Linked DNA regions of Mus musculus: regions 1, 2 and 4 are each linked to region 3. A link is a contact called in ENCODE Hi-C or POLR2A ChIA-PET data. All regions are on one chromosome and are shown on one strand. The core of a region is the stretch at or near the end of the contact, and the rest is flanking DNA. Distances in the headings are between cores, read along the strand shown.

Evidence for each region. A loop is a pair of places that touch in the nucleus more often than their neighbours do. ChIA-PET counts read pairs that join two places held with the same protein, here RNA polymerase II (POLR2A).
Region 1: POLR2A ChIA-PET joins it to region 3 with 10 read pairs in embryonic stem cell. The contact joins the promoter of Emc10 here to the promoter of Akt1s1 in region 3. POLR2A ChIA-PET finds 5 or more read pairs at or near these places in 3 of 5 experiments (Patski and embryonic stem cell).
Region 2: a map of left cerebral cortex shows a loop between it and region 3 (2.4-fold over the local background). The contact joins the promoter of Rps11 here to the promoter of Akt1s1 in region 3. A Hi-C loop is called at or near these places in 4 of 37 maps with a recorded cell type or tissue (T-helper 17 cell, left cerebral cortex, regulatory T cell and 1 more). POLR2A ChIA-PET finds 5 or more read pairs at or near these places in 2 of 5 experiments (both embryonic stem cell).
Region 4: a loop to region 3 is called in a map of T-helper 17 cell, with 2.8 times the contacts of the local background. The contact joins the promoter of Nr1h2 here to the promoter of Akt1s1 in region 3. A Hi-C loop is called at or near these places in 2 of 37 maps with a recorded cell type or tissue (T-helper 17 cell and mouse embryonic stem cell). POLR2A ChIA-PET finds 5 or more read pairs at or near these places in 1 of 5 experiments (Patski).

Annotation. Positions count from the first base shown.
Region 1 is chr7:44,494,713-44,497,964 of GRCm38, reverse strand. It overlaps Emc10 (ER membrane protein complex subunit 10), which reads left to right and starts at 1,547. Exons shown (of 7, transcript NM_197991.3): 1 at 1,547-1,709; 2 at 3,085-3,157. The coding sequence starts at 1,596. It overlaps Fam71e1 (family with sequence similarity 71, member E1), which reads right to left and starts at 1,370. Exons shown (of 5, transcript NM_028169.2): 1 at 1,235-1,370; 2 at 932-1,050; 3 at 332-462. The coding sequence starts at 1,277.
Region 2 is chr7:45,122,849-45,125,669 of GRCm38, reverse strand. Rps11 (ribosomal protein S11) reads left to right here and starts at 1,281. Exons shown (of 5, transcript NM_013725.4): 1 at 1,281-1,373; 2 at 2,120-2,251; 3 at 2,432-2,507; 4 at 2,712-2,821. The coding sequence starts at 1,359. Rpl13a (ribosomal protein L13A) reads left to right here. Exons shown (of 8, transcript NM_009438.5): 8 at 1-107. It overlaps Snord35b (small nucleolar RNA, C/D box 35B), which reads left to right and starts at 2,559; the gene lies at 2,559-2,645.
Region 3 is chr7:44,847,674-44,850,949 of GRCm38, reverse strand. Akt1s1 (AKT1 substrate 1 (proline-rich)) reads right to left here and starts at 1,726. Exons shown (of 5, transcript NM_026270.4): 1 at 1,602-1,726. Tbc1d17 (TBC1 domain family, member 17) reads left to right here and starts at 1,871. Exons shown (of 17, transcript NM_001042655.1): 1 at 1,871-2,101; 2 at 2,416-2,514; 3 at 2,609-2,680. The coding sequence starts at 2,081. It overlaps Mir707 (microRNA 707), which reads right to left and starts at 1,251; the gene lies at 1,179-1,251.
Region 4 is chr7:44,552,310-44,555,379 of GRCm38, reverse strand. It overlaps Nr1h2 (nuclear receptor subfamily 1, group H, member 2), which reads left to right and starts at 1,415. Exons shown (of 10, transcript NM_001285517.1): 1 at 1,415-1,571; 2 at 1,672-1,801; 3 at 2,626-2,683; 4 at 2,760-2,873. The coding sequence starts at 2,644.

The DNA.
Region 1 (3,252 bases), core at 298-2,797, 350 kb after region 3:
ACTTGGTGGTATTGATTTTCACAAGTTTTCAGGAAGAGGGGCAGAGTGGACAGTGGACTGTGGGACCCTGGGCCGTGGGCCCAGTCTTTGAGCTTTACTTTATCTCTCTGGGACAGAGTACCTGGAAAGCAGAAAGCACTGTGTAAACAGCCACCATCCTGACCCTGTGATGCCACTGAGGGCTGTCCTCCCTCATCTCGCCTGACTTCTGACCTCTGTGAAGTGCCCTGCCATTTTTCTTAGTGAAGAGGTTTGGTGGTGATCTTGGTCCCTGGGTGGCAAAATGGCGGCAGGGAGGTTGGAGGAAGTTGGGACTTAGAGGGGCAGTCACCCGAGGAGCTGCAGGTGTCCATTCTCCTTGTCAGGGCCGGCCAGCAGCAGCAGGTCTGGCAGCTCCAGGGCAGGACTAGAGGCTGCCACCCCCATGGTGACCTTGTTGGCGACTTCTCCAAACCGGGTCACCTGGGGCCAAAGGTTAAGAGGATCGATAGATGGAGAACAGAACTCAACAGGAATCTGATTGGGTCTTGGGGATCTTGACAGAGTGAAAGGTCATGAACTAGGGGAGATGAACAGTAGGTTAGGGATTGGGAATGTGGCTCAGAATATAAGCACACATGCCTAGAATCCCCCGGTGCAGGGCTAGGGTGTGACTAAGGGGTAGAGCTCCTGCTGAATAACGAGTGAAGCCCAGAGTACCAGCCATATTACCTCTAAAAAGGAAAAAAAAAAAAAAAAAAAGGCTTGTGGGCCAAAGATTTTAGGATTAAAGGACAAGAACCATATGTGTACAGTCAAGGAAACTGAGACAAAGGCTTCTGAAGACACAAAAAGCCCAGCGGGCTCAGAGGTGATGTGGATCACTTGGAAAGAACGACAAATGATGGGGGAGATCCGTACATCAACGGGTCGGAGGTCCGGGGCTCCACACCTGCACGAAGTTGCTTTCAAAGATGGGAAAGTCGCGCAGCTGGTCGAACTCGCCGCTCAGGAGGTGGCGTTGGAGGCGCCCAGGGCGGCACGGGGCGTAGGCTGGAGCCAGGGGGCGGTCTGCAGGGGCGAAGCGCGAGCATCCATCCCAGGATGCCAGGTACATGAACTCTGACCGAGGGCGCATGCGGGGCAGCGGCCTCCGCATTGCTGGTCCCATACCTTCCCCGGCTCCCTCTCTAGGGCCAACCCCTCCAGGCAGAAGTCCTTTTGTCACCTTCCATCCCCTCAGAACTGGTCTCACCTGCTCCGCCCCGAGCGGCCTTAAGATCTCGACCGCCCTTCATCGCCACGCCCCGGCCCTGGGGAGGAACGCCGAGTGAAGCCTGGGACAGACAGATAAAGGGTGGGGCCTAGAGCTTGTGACTTTACAATAGGGTGCCCGGCGTTCCGTGACGTCAACGACGTCACTTCTCTCCCAGGTGGTGTCACCGGGAACGTGAGCCCTAGAGACCCGGATGGAGAAATGGCCGCCCTGACTGCGGGAGCAGGCGGACGGGCGCTAGTGCGCAGGCGCGGCGTGCGGCGCAGGCGCGTGAGCCTCAGGATGAACCCTGTGTTTCCTAGCGGGCTGTATGGCTCTCGGTTTTTCTCAACGCTCCCGTATGGTGGCCGCGGGTGCCGGGGTGACCCGGCTGCTAGTGCTCTTGCTGATGGTAGCCGCGGCTCCTAGCAGAGCCCGAGGCAGCGGCTGCCGGGTCGGGGCCTCCGCGCGTGGGGTGAGTGCTAGTGGCCGGGGCGGGGCGGCCTCCTGTGGGCGCTAGATGGACCCCATCATGAATATTCATGAGAGGATGTGGTTTGCTCGGAACCTGAGCTGCGTGGAGTAGTGGTAGCTAGCCTCTCATCTCCGTGCTTGGGAGGCTGAGGCTGGAGGATCAAGGAGTTTGAGGCTAGCTTGGATTGCTTGAGATTGTCTCAAAAATACAAAAATGGGGGTGTGATGGTGCACGCTTTCAATACCCCTATTCGGGAGGCAGAGACAGGTGAATTTCTGAGTTCGAGGCCAGCCTAGGACAAAGGGAGTTCTAGGCCAACCAGGGCTACACAGTGAGACCCTGACTCAATAAGTAATTAATAAAGATATGGCAAGGAAGCAGTGCTCTAGTGCTAGGGTTGGAATCATGTTTCTGAATATGCACGAAGAAGTCAGGTCCTTCAGGAGCCAGAGTGCTGTAGGATGCCTGGCTAGGAGAAGCTTGAAATTAAGACATCTAAGGCTTAGGCCTGGGTGTGGGGTGCAAGGTCACCTTGGGCTACCTAAGGTCCTGTTTCAAAAAAACCCCAAAAATAGGGTGCTGGAGAAATGAGGGCCAAGAGAACTGACTGCTTTTCTGGAGTACCTGGGTTTGCTTTCTGGCACCTACCTAGAGGCTCACGACTGTCTGCTAACTTCAGTTTTTGGGGATTGCACATTCTCTTCTGGCACACCAGGTACCAGGCATGCACACAGGGCACATAGGTACATGCAGCAGATATCCATACACAAAATTAAAAAAAGAAAAATTACAAAGAAATTAAGCTGATGGTGGTGGTGCTCATGTGTAACCCCAAGCGCTCAGCAGACGTAGGCAGGAGGATCATCTCCGGTCTGGATCAGGGAGTGATTTAGTGGGACTCTGCTTCAGAACCGTGGGAAAGAAAGTGTGGATCTAGGATGTGCCAGAGAGAAGTGGGCTTCTTGCCAATGTGAATGGTCAGAGTATTAGCATGTGCAAAGGAAGTGAACTCGTGAATGAAAACCTGAATGACCTGGGGTGGGGGGCAGAGCAAGGTGGTATTTACCTGTAGTAGCAGCACGAAGAGGTGGAGGCAGAAGAATTGTGAATCAGAGGTTAGCTCGGGCTGTGCACTGAGACTCTCAAAACCAAAAAAACCAACAAAAAGATAACGACCCGGGCATTGGACATGAGAATAACAAGCTTTTAGAGTTTTCTTTGGGCTATGGAAATGGACTGTGTCATGAGAGGCAGTCCTGGGCAGAGCACCTGTGATTGGATGTGAGCATGCAGCTACGGCCTGTCCTTCAGCCTGTCCTTCTGCCCCGCCCAGAGCGTGAGTGGTTCTTACTTGGGGTCCTTGTCTCCCTTGCAGACCGGGGCCGATGGCCGTGAAGCTGAGGGCTGTGGCACCGTGGCTTTGCTGCTGGAGCATTCATTTGAGCTCGGTGAGATCAGTGTGTCTTCAGCCTTACGCCTGCCCTTTGGTGGCGAGGGCGGAAAGCACAGACAGGAGAGGACTTGTCTTTAGATGCCCCATGCC
Region 2 (2,821 bases), core at 32-2,531, 280 kb before region 3:
TGGGGTTCACAAGTGCACACTTGGAGCACTGCCTTGCTCCTTCCCAGCAGACCACAAAGCAGTATTTTTCTGGAGGATTTTATGTGCTAATAAATTATTTGACTTAAGTGTGTACGATGTGTGCTGTGCAGAGAGGGGCAGAGGGCACCAGCAGGTCATCTGCATGGGGGGCCCCTTTGGGTGAATCCTTGCTCACGGGATAGGCTTTGTTGCTCAAAAGTTGCAGATATACATCTTGGGTCCTGTCCTAGATGGTGTTACTGTAAGTCAGCACCAAGATACAAGAGCTGGTACCTGGACTGTAGGAGGTCAGGCCATGACACAAAGGCTGGGACTAAAGGCATTTACCACGCCTGAGTCTTCTGGTTCTTTAAACATCAAATCCTTCCGGGGGCTGGCGAGATGGCTCAGTGGTTAAGAGCACAGACTGCTCTTACGAAGGATCCGAGTTCAAATCCCAGCAACCAAATGGTGCCTAACAACTATCCATAATGAAATCTGATGCCCTCTTCTGGAGTATCTGAGAACAGCTACAGTGTACTTACATATAATCTTAAAAATGCTTCCCATGTTAACCACCACTAGAGTTTTTATTACAGCTAGCTGACCTGGAAGCCAAGTCCTTATGCCTCCGTGAGTGCTGGGGTTAAAAAGATCCAGCACCACTCAAAATGTCAATCTATTTTGAAAATATGCTTTATACTGTTCTAGCCCATCTGTGCAGGGCTAGAACGGTGAATACGAGAAACTGACACAAGCTTTTGCCACCTGGCTAAATGGTTCCTCTATTACCTGGGGTGGTCACCTAAGGTTAGACACTCATCCACGAGTAGTCAGGACATAAACCCATCAAAGTGTGGGTAGACGCGCAGCCTGAGATACTGTCAACAAAGGACATGCGACCTTGGTGACGTCGGCCTTTAATAAAAGGAAGAAAGGTTGACTATTCGGTCGACGCTGGCTGCTCCTGACATCGTATGGCAGATACTCTGCTGTAAAGCGGTTCACCCCTTTCTTGAGACCCGCTCTGCACGGCCGCTTCTCTCTGGAAACTGAATCCCAGCACGTGTTTCCCAACCCGTACGGCACGCCTTCTCCGCCCTAAGCCTCGCCGTACCACATGATGCACGTTTCCTCCACATCGTGCTCCTGAAATCTCGCGAGATGATAGGATCTTCCCGCCCCTTAGTCCTCCCCCGTCATGGCGGCGTACGGACAGTCCCAGGAACGCGGGCTCTCGCCGGAAGTACCTCCCACCTCCGTGAGGATAACCCCGCGTCACTTCCGCCCCGACCTCGCGTGGTGAATAAGGAAGCCGGGAGCGGCCCTGCCTCTCCCTTTCTCCGGCGGCCGGGAAGATGGCGGACATTCAGGTTCGAGCGTTTAGTTGCTTTCCCCCGACGCTTCGGTGTGGAGCGTATCCCTTGGCGTCCTCGTTGTCTTACGCATTAGCTGAAGCGAGGATGCCTGCGAATGCCTTCGTCTCAGGCGGCTCGGAAATCCGGGCTCTACGCAGTAATGGGGTCCCTGGCGCTTCGGGAGTTGGTTCTTAAAGCTCAGAGCTTAACGGGTGAGGGATTGTGGCGGGAGGAGGGCATCCTGCGGCGCGGGAGTCCTGCGGCGGCAGAGCCGGGGACACTGGGTAAAGCAGGTTTTTTCCCCTTGATGGAGACTGAGGCCCGGACCTCGTGCGCTCTACGGCAGGGCTGCGGTCCCGACCTCGCTGTAGTTTTCAGTGTGAGCGCAGCTCTGGCCTCGATGAGCTTAGGCTTGTCTTAAACTTGCCATCCTGCCTCAACCTCAACCGGGATGACAGATCCGGCCCACCAGGCTCGGCTACGTGGACATAAGCTTGAATCCCGAATGAGTGGATTTGTATGTTTTGGAGGTCCAGTCTGGCTGAAAAGCTCTTTTTGATCTCAGCCGTGAGTTCTGCAGGCTGTGGAGGTGTTAGATGGGACGCAGTGTGTGAGCTAAACTAGACTTGGGGTGGTTGGAGAGCCCTGACCAGCCGGTTTTGGCGATTGGGGCAAATAAGGTTGAAGGTAGGAAGGAAGAAATATTGTCTCTGATTTCCTTGAACTTTACCTGCAACCTCACCAAATTCTCATCCCTACAGACGGAGCGTGCTTACCAAAAGCAGCCTACGATCTTTCAAAACAAGAAGCGGGTTCTGCTGGGAGAAACCGGCAAGGAAAAACTCCCTCGGTACTACAAGAATATCGGTCTAGGCTTCAAGACGCCTAAAGAGGTACAGGACCCTCCAGCAGATGAGATCCCTGCTGCCCTGCACGTGTGGGAGCACAGCCACCCCGCCCCCTTCACAGTGGCTTCCCATGGGCCCCTGGGAATTGTAGTATGGGCCCTGAGGCGTCATCCTTGGTTCTGTTTAGGAAGTGGTAATCTAAACCCCACTTTCTTAACTTTGCAGGCTATTGAGGGTACCTACATAGACAAGAAATGCCCCTTCACTGGTAACGTCTCCATCCGAGGTCGGATCCTGTCTGGTGAGTGGGATGTTGGAAGGGTGGTTCTAGGTTCCTGCGTCCAGGGGCGCTGGCAAGTGATGTCTGTTCTCACGATGGTCTTCAGATGTCCTCTAGGGCACTGCTGAGACAGCCAGTTGACAAAGCTGATGCCATAAATGGAGCTTCTTGGGAGCCCCGTTCAACTGACTCCTACCTGCTAACACCTTTCTGTTACTCTCCCAGGTGTCGTGACGAAGATGAAGATGCAGAGGACCATTGTCATCCGCCGGGACTATCTCCATTACATCCGAAAGTACAATCGCTTTGAGAAGCGTCACAAGAACATGTCTGTG
Region 3 (3,276 bases), core at 477-2,976:
CTGCATCCCCCCATCCCATCTTTCCATGGAGAGGGAGAAAGCTGCAGTGCTTTGACACTACTGTCTGCTGGGCCTCAAAGTCCTACCTACAGCTTTAAAAGGCGCCCAGCAACTCCTACACACACCTTCCACCTCTCCTAGCTAATAAAGGAGGCTGGAAGTTTAGGATTATGGCTAAGGGCAAGAAAGTGACTGATCCAAGATGACACAGCTTCGGTCCTCACTTTCGTGAGGGCAAAGAGTGGCAAGTCTCAGCCTCTTTGCACGAGATCTCGGGGGCAGCCACAGCAGCAGTGTCACCGAGTGAATGACTTGTGAAGGCGGCTGGAATGAGGGCAACTTACTCCAACCTCCTAGGCCTATGGCCTCCTATGAGGCAAGACTCTGGGGCAAACCAGGAAGGGGGAGCTGTCCAGCGGGAAGGTGCAGGCCTCCCAGGACAGTTGTGAAGAGAGATAGAAAAGAAAACGGCCGCAGCACGGGACACGGTGCGGGACGTCCAAGAAGGATCCTACCACCGAAGTGAGGCCGCCGACCAGGGCTACACCACGCCCGCAGCCCAGAGAGGCCCCTGCTCTAGGAACACAACAGGAAATCCCGCCCCCGGTGGGGATCGGGACCGGAAGTCCCGCCCGGGGCGCCCCCTCACCCACCCGCGACCCCCAGCACACACAGCCGTATGGACATGGTTCACCGCCAGCGTGAGGGTTCCAGCCCGTCGGCACCCCCGCAGTGAAGCTCGTCTACACTTCGTCGCGAGTCAGACACATGGGGTTGAGCGTGAGCTCTTTCAGCAGTCGGCCAGGAGTCGCAGGACGATCACTGCCCCCCTGACCTATGCAGTCCATACCCTTCCCACGGGGGCTCGCCCTCCCACTGCCCCTCAACCTCAGGAAGGCCAGACCCTCCCCAAACCCCAGCTCACAACGCCGCCTCCACTCACGTGCCCGTAGCCAGCATGGCCGGCCAGGCGCCGTCGCCGCCCTCAAAAGGCATGGCGGCTTCTTGCGTCATTTCCGTGTGGCTGCCCCTCCTCCATTGTGTACACTCCCCCTCCCTTATCCTGCATGCCTCAAATCAAAATAGCAACTAGAAGCTCCGTCGGCAAGCCGTGGGCAAGAGCGACAGCAAGGGTGCCCACGGATGGAAAATACGGCAAAAGACTTTTGCTACTGTTTCGAATTGCCCGCAACAACTATGACCGCATGCCCATGCTCACACAAGCGTAGGCAAGCGGCATGACTGCATGCCCATGCTCACACGCAAGCGGCATGACGTCCCTCGTTCGTATTCAACGTCTGCTCCCGTCCCGACGTGGCAGTTAGTATGGCTTCATATGCCTATAAAGCATATGGACACTTCCTTCCGTCCACACTAGACCCCCTCCTCTAGGCCCTCGCTCGTTCCCTTTAACACAAAGCTGGCAAAGATTCAATATGGCAGCGTTTCTTGCTTCGGTTTGCCCAGTTTCAAGATGGTGGTGCAGTCCTCTTTCCACGGTGACTCAGAAATTTGGGGCAGCTTCGTTTCCAGGAGCACTGACGGCTTCACCCTTTATCCCGAGCCCCTCAGCGCCTCTGGTGCCATACCGCTTCTCTCACCTTTTCCTCTCTCCGTTTCGCTTTTCCAGCACCCCGCCGTCGTGCCCCGCAAAGAGATGGTAGTGCCCCGCATTAACATGGCTTCCACCAAGCCGCTCTGGTTTGTCCTCGAGAAAAACGGCACAGTATTGGCTTCGATGCCAGTATAAAATATGGAGAGGGCCAAGGAGGCGTTCCCGAGCGATCACGAGTTGGGCTGCGAGCATGGGTCCTCCTACTTGTTTACTTCGTGGCGAGAGTGGCGCAGTGCGCCTGCGCCGTCCCGCTGACCCTTGCCAACTTTGCGTTCTACACCTCGTGACCTATGTCTTCGAGTTTCTACTACCCTGTTCAAACAGATGGTCTCACCCACTGCAGCCTTAACAACCTCGGGGACGCTACCACTATCTAGCCTGGAAGGGAGCGTTATTTTTCCGGATATGACACCAAGTTGACCCGGAAAAGGAGGAGATAGGGGCAGTGGAACCTCCGCGGCGGCAATGGAAGGATCCAGCTACAGGGTAAGACTTTGGAAATCATTCCCTCGCTCATCTACAGGAGACGCCCCCCACTGATGGTCCGCTTCCACCTTCTGCTGTGCAGGGATTAGGCCGAGTCAACTTAGCAAGCACCAGCTTCTAGTTACGATGCTGTTGTCACTCTCCGCAGTCCTTAGGGAGAGCCTCCCTTAGCCCCGCCCCCTGGAAAACGCACGCCCATCTGGGGTGCGAGGCGGGACTGTAGACTCGCCACGCCCCATCTCCGCTTGTCAGTCAGGGGCTCTAGACCCCGCCCCTGGGGAAAACGCCTCCCTTAGACCCTTGGCTTTCACTAGGTGGTGTTTGAAAAGGGAGGCGTGTACCTGCACACCAGCGCCCGGAAACACCAGGATCCAGACTCGCTCATCGCCGGCGTCATACGAGTGGTGGAAAAGGTGGGCCGGGATGGAGGTGACATGTGTGGGAACTTCGAATTGAGGGATGAGGGGCATTCGGGTGACTCTACTAAGTCCTCCCCATGTCCCTCAGGACAGCGACGTCTTTCTGCACTGGGCTCCGGTGGAGGAGGCTGGAGACCCAACCCAGATTCTCTTCAAGAAGGTAGGCGACTCGCTCCTCTTCCCCACTCTAGTGGAAGGCAGGGAGTACTCGGGAACCTGTGAGCCTGTTTGCTTTCTGAAATGACCTAATGCCATATCCTTTTGGCTCCTTAGGGGACCCTGCTGGGTTCAGACTTCTCAAGGGGTGTGGCCTAGTTTTGGTCTGAGGCAGCTTTCTTTCCTCTCTGTTTGCTTTACGTTTATTTATTACATTTATTTATTGTGTGTGTGCATTCACATGCCACGGTGTGGGTGTGTGGAGGTCAGAGGATAACCTGTGGTAGCAGGTTCTCTCCTTCCACCGAGTGGGCTCCAGGGTTGAACCCAGGTTGCCGGTTTTGGCAGCAAGTCCAGAACCCTCTCACTAAGCGCAAAGATTTAGATTGTGTGGGGTGTGGAGGGGGTGTGAATGTGTGAGCATGTGTGTGCACTACCTGTGAGTGCATGCAGAAGACAGCACTGCAGACACATGCTGGAGCTTTGGATGGTATGTGGGGACTGGGATCTGAACTCTGGTCTCTGGGACTGTACAGTAAGCCTTGCTAACTACTACACTATCTTTCTGGCCATAGATGACTTATTTGCTTATTTGTGTGT
Region 4 (3,070 bases), core at 166-2,665, 300 kb after region 3:
AACAGTGGCCGGGCGGTGGTGGCGCACGCCTTTAATCCCAGCACTTGGGAGGCAGAGGCAGGCGGATTTCTGAGTCCGAGGCCAGCCTGGTCTACAAAGTGAGTTCCAGGACAGCCAGGACTATACAGAGAAACGCTGTCTCGAAAAAACCAAACCTAAACAAAACAAAACCAAAACAACAACAACAAAAAACAAAACAAAACAAAACCAAGAACAACAGCAACAAAAGTTAAGTAAAAGCAAGAATTTGTGCTTAATAAAGATTCCCAACTGTCCATAAGTGGGGAGTGCGGAGAAACAATCTCTGAATGTTTTCCATCTGAGATTCACACAAGTATTTCAATCTTTTGTGAAAAAGCTGGTATTATTACTTTTATGGGAGAGGGGTTGAGGCTACTTGTTTATTCACATTTAGCTGATGGCCAGGTCTCACTTCCTAGCTCAATTTGGCTTCCAACTAAAAGCAATCCTCTTGCCTTGCCTGGGTCTGTTTGCTTATTGCAGGCATGGGTCTGCACCCAATTTGCCTTTTTTATATTTACTTCTTCCTATTATGAAGCTGAATGCAAAAATAAATTCTTGTATAAAAAAGTTCCTGGGCTGGAGAGATGGCTCAGCAGTTAAGAGCACCAATTGCTTTTCTGAAGGTCCTGAGTTCAAATCCCAGCAACCACATTGTGGCTCACAACCATCCGTAATGAGATCTGATGCCCTCTTCTGGTGTGTCTAAAGACAGCTACAGTGTACTCACATATACATAAATAAATAAATCTTAAAAAAAAAAAAAAAAGTTCCCGAGGCGGGGACATCAAGAGAGTCCAAAGTGAACAAGATCCAGAATCAGGACATGTGAGGAGGAGGAGAAGGAGAAGGAGAGAGAGGCGAGCCAGGAGAGTAAAGGACCCAGTAACCAAATCGGCTGGATTATAAAGGGAAGGGCAGCCCAAGCCCTGAGCTGGAGAAGTTTAAGGTATGAAAAGCCTTTAAGCTTTTTAGGCTTAAAACCATCCTGTAACCATCTTGCCATCTCCAAATTTAAAATATTTAGAACCAACATACAGGGCTGGAAGAGGAGCTGCTACCGCAATAATGGGGAGGTAAAGGCAACAGGCTCAGAAGTTTAAGGCCACCCTTGAAATAAGAGATCCTGTCTCAAAATCAAGACAAAAATTTTTTTAAAAAGCAGCCATGCAGCACCGCTACAAAAGTAGAGAACTTTAAACTACTCAAAAAGGTTAAAACCTGCTTCGTTAGCCACCTGCGAAAAGAAACGAAAGAACTTTCCGGAACTTTTTTCTGAGTCCCAGAGGGGAACTACCAGAAGAAATAAACTTCCGGTGTGCCACTTCCGGCCGAGGCCTCACAGTCGGTGGCGCCCTGGCAGACCGGAAGTCTGTCACCTTTCCCGGTCCGCCTACTTCCGGAAGTGACGCGCAGCGGGGTTGCCGGAAGAAGTGGCGAAGTTACTTTTGCTTTTCGCTCAGCAAGCGCTGTTGCTTCGAGCTACTCCCAGGCTTCTGAAGTTACTTCCAAAGTGCTGTGGAGGCACAATCACCGGTGCGGACACAGAGGCAAGTGCGCCGGGCGGCCGGGCAGGTGGGACTGAGCCCGGTACGCGGATCGCCGTGGGTCCCGCTTAGCGCGCGCATCCTTCCCTCACTTTCCTCGCAGCTCTCGCCTCCCACGGCCGTTTCCAGGGCAACAGAGTCGGAGACCCCCTGCGACCCCCCTCCCGATCGCCGGTGCAGTCATGAGCCCCGCCTCCCCCTGGTGCACGGAGAGGGGCGGGGCCTGGAACAAGGTGGGCGTGACTCTACGGGGCGGGGCGTAGGGAAAGCCTATGGTTGGTGGGCGGGGGCGGGACACAGATGGGCAGAAGGCCTGCTGTAGATAGTCTGTGATTAAAGGCTTTTGATTCTTGGGGCGGGGCCTAGACCACTGTTGGGGGGGATTGGGAGGGGCAGAGGCATGGAGGGCGTGGCACAGTGAAGACCTATAATTGGCTTTGGGGGAATGAGAGGGGCGGAGCCTAGGAGGAACGGGGCGGAATTTGGGTTTCTGCTCCAGAGTGGGAAGGGGTGGGGCCAGGGACTTGATGGGATGGGTAGGGTCTGGGGTCTGTATTGGGGTGCGTTAAAGCCTTGAAGGAGCCTATGGTAGAAGGGTAATGGTTGCGCCCTGATGGGAGAGGCGGGGCAAAGTTAGGATCTCCCATGATAAGAGCACAGTTGGTGCTCACAGAAGAGGAATAGAGTTGTTGGGCTCTCTGAGGTCATGATTCGTAGAGAGGTGGAAGGAGCAGTGGGCCGGGTTGGGCATGTTAAAGTGTGTGATGTTTATTAGGAACTAGGGCTGGGAGTGGGGGCTCAATATAGAAGTTAAAAACACTGAGGTGTGGCACAGTCTTGTAATGGCAGCACTTGAGAGGCCGAGGCAGGAGTGCGGAAGATCCCAGGACAGCCTAGAGTAGTGTGTTCCAAGATTTTGGAGGTGGTTCAAGCTGTTCAGCCACATAGTTCGGGTAGCCTGAGCTGTATGAGATCATGTCTCAAGAGTCCGTGAGCACTGGAAGAAGAGACACCCCTATTATGCCCTGTAATTGGCTGGCTCCCCTATGTTCAGCAGGCTGCTTCGTGACCCACTATGTCTTCCCCCACAAGTTCTCTGGACACTCCCGTGCCTGGTGAGTGACGGGCTTTCCCTAGCCAGCCCCTTCCACAGTGTTGGAGAAGCTCACTGTCCTGTCTTCCTTTTCCTAGGGAATGGTTCTCCTCAGCCCAGTACCTCCGCCACGTCACCCACTATTAAGGAAGAGGGGCAGGAGACTGATCCTCCTCCAGGCTCTGAAGGGTCCAGCTCTGCCTACATCGTGGGTGAGATGGGGAGACAGGAACAGGGGTGTGGGGCTTTGTGAAGGAAGGGCGGGGAGATGGTGGCCCCTGTCTTTTGGTCCGCTTTCCCTTCCTTTTCTCCCTGACACCGCCGACTCGTCCTCCGGAGCCCGCCGACCTGCAGATCTTTCCCTTGGCGTTGCAGCCCCGTCCTCTCACCCTCGCTTCGGGACCTCCCA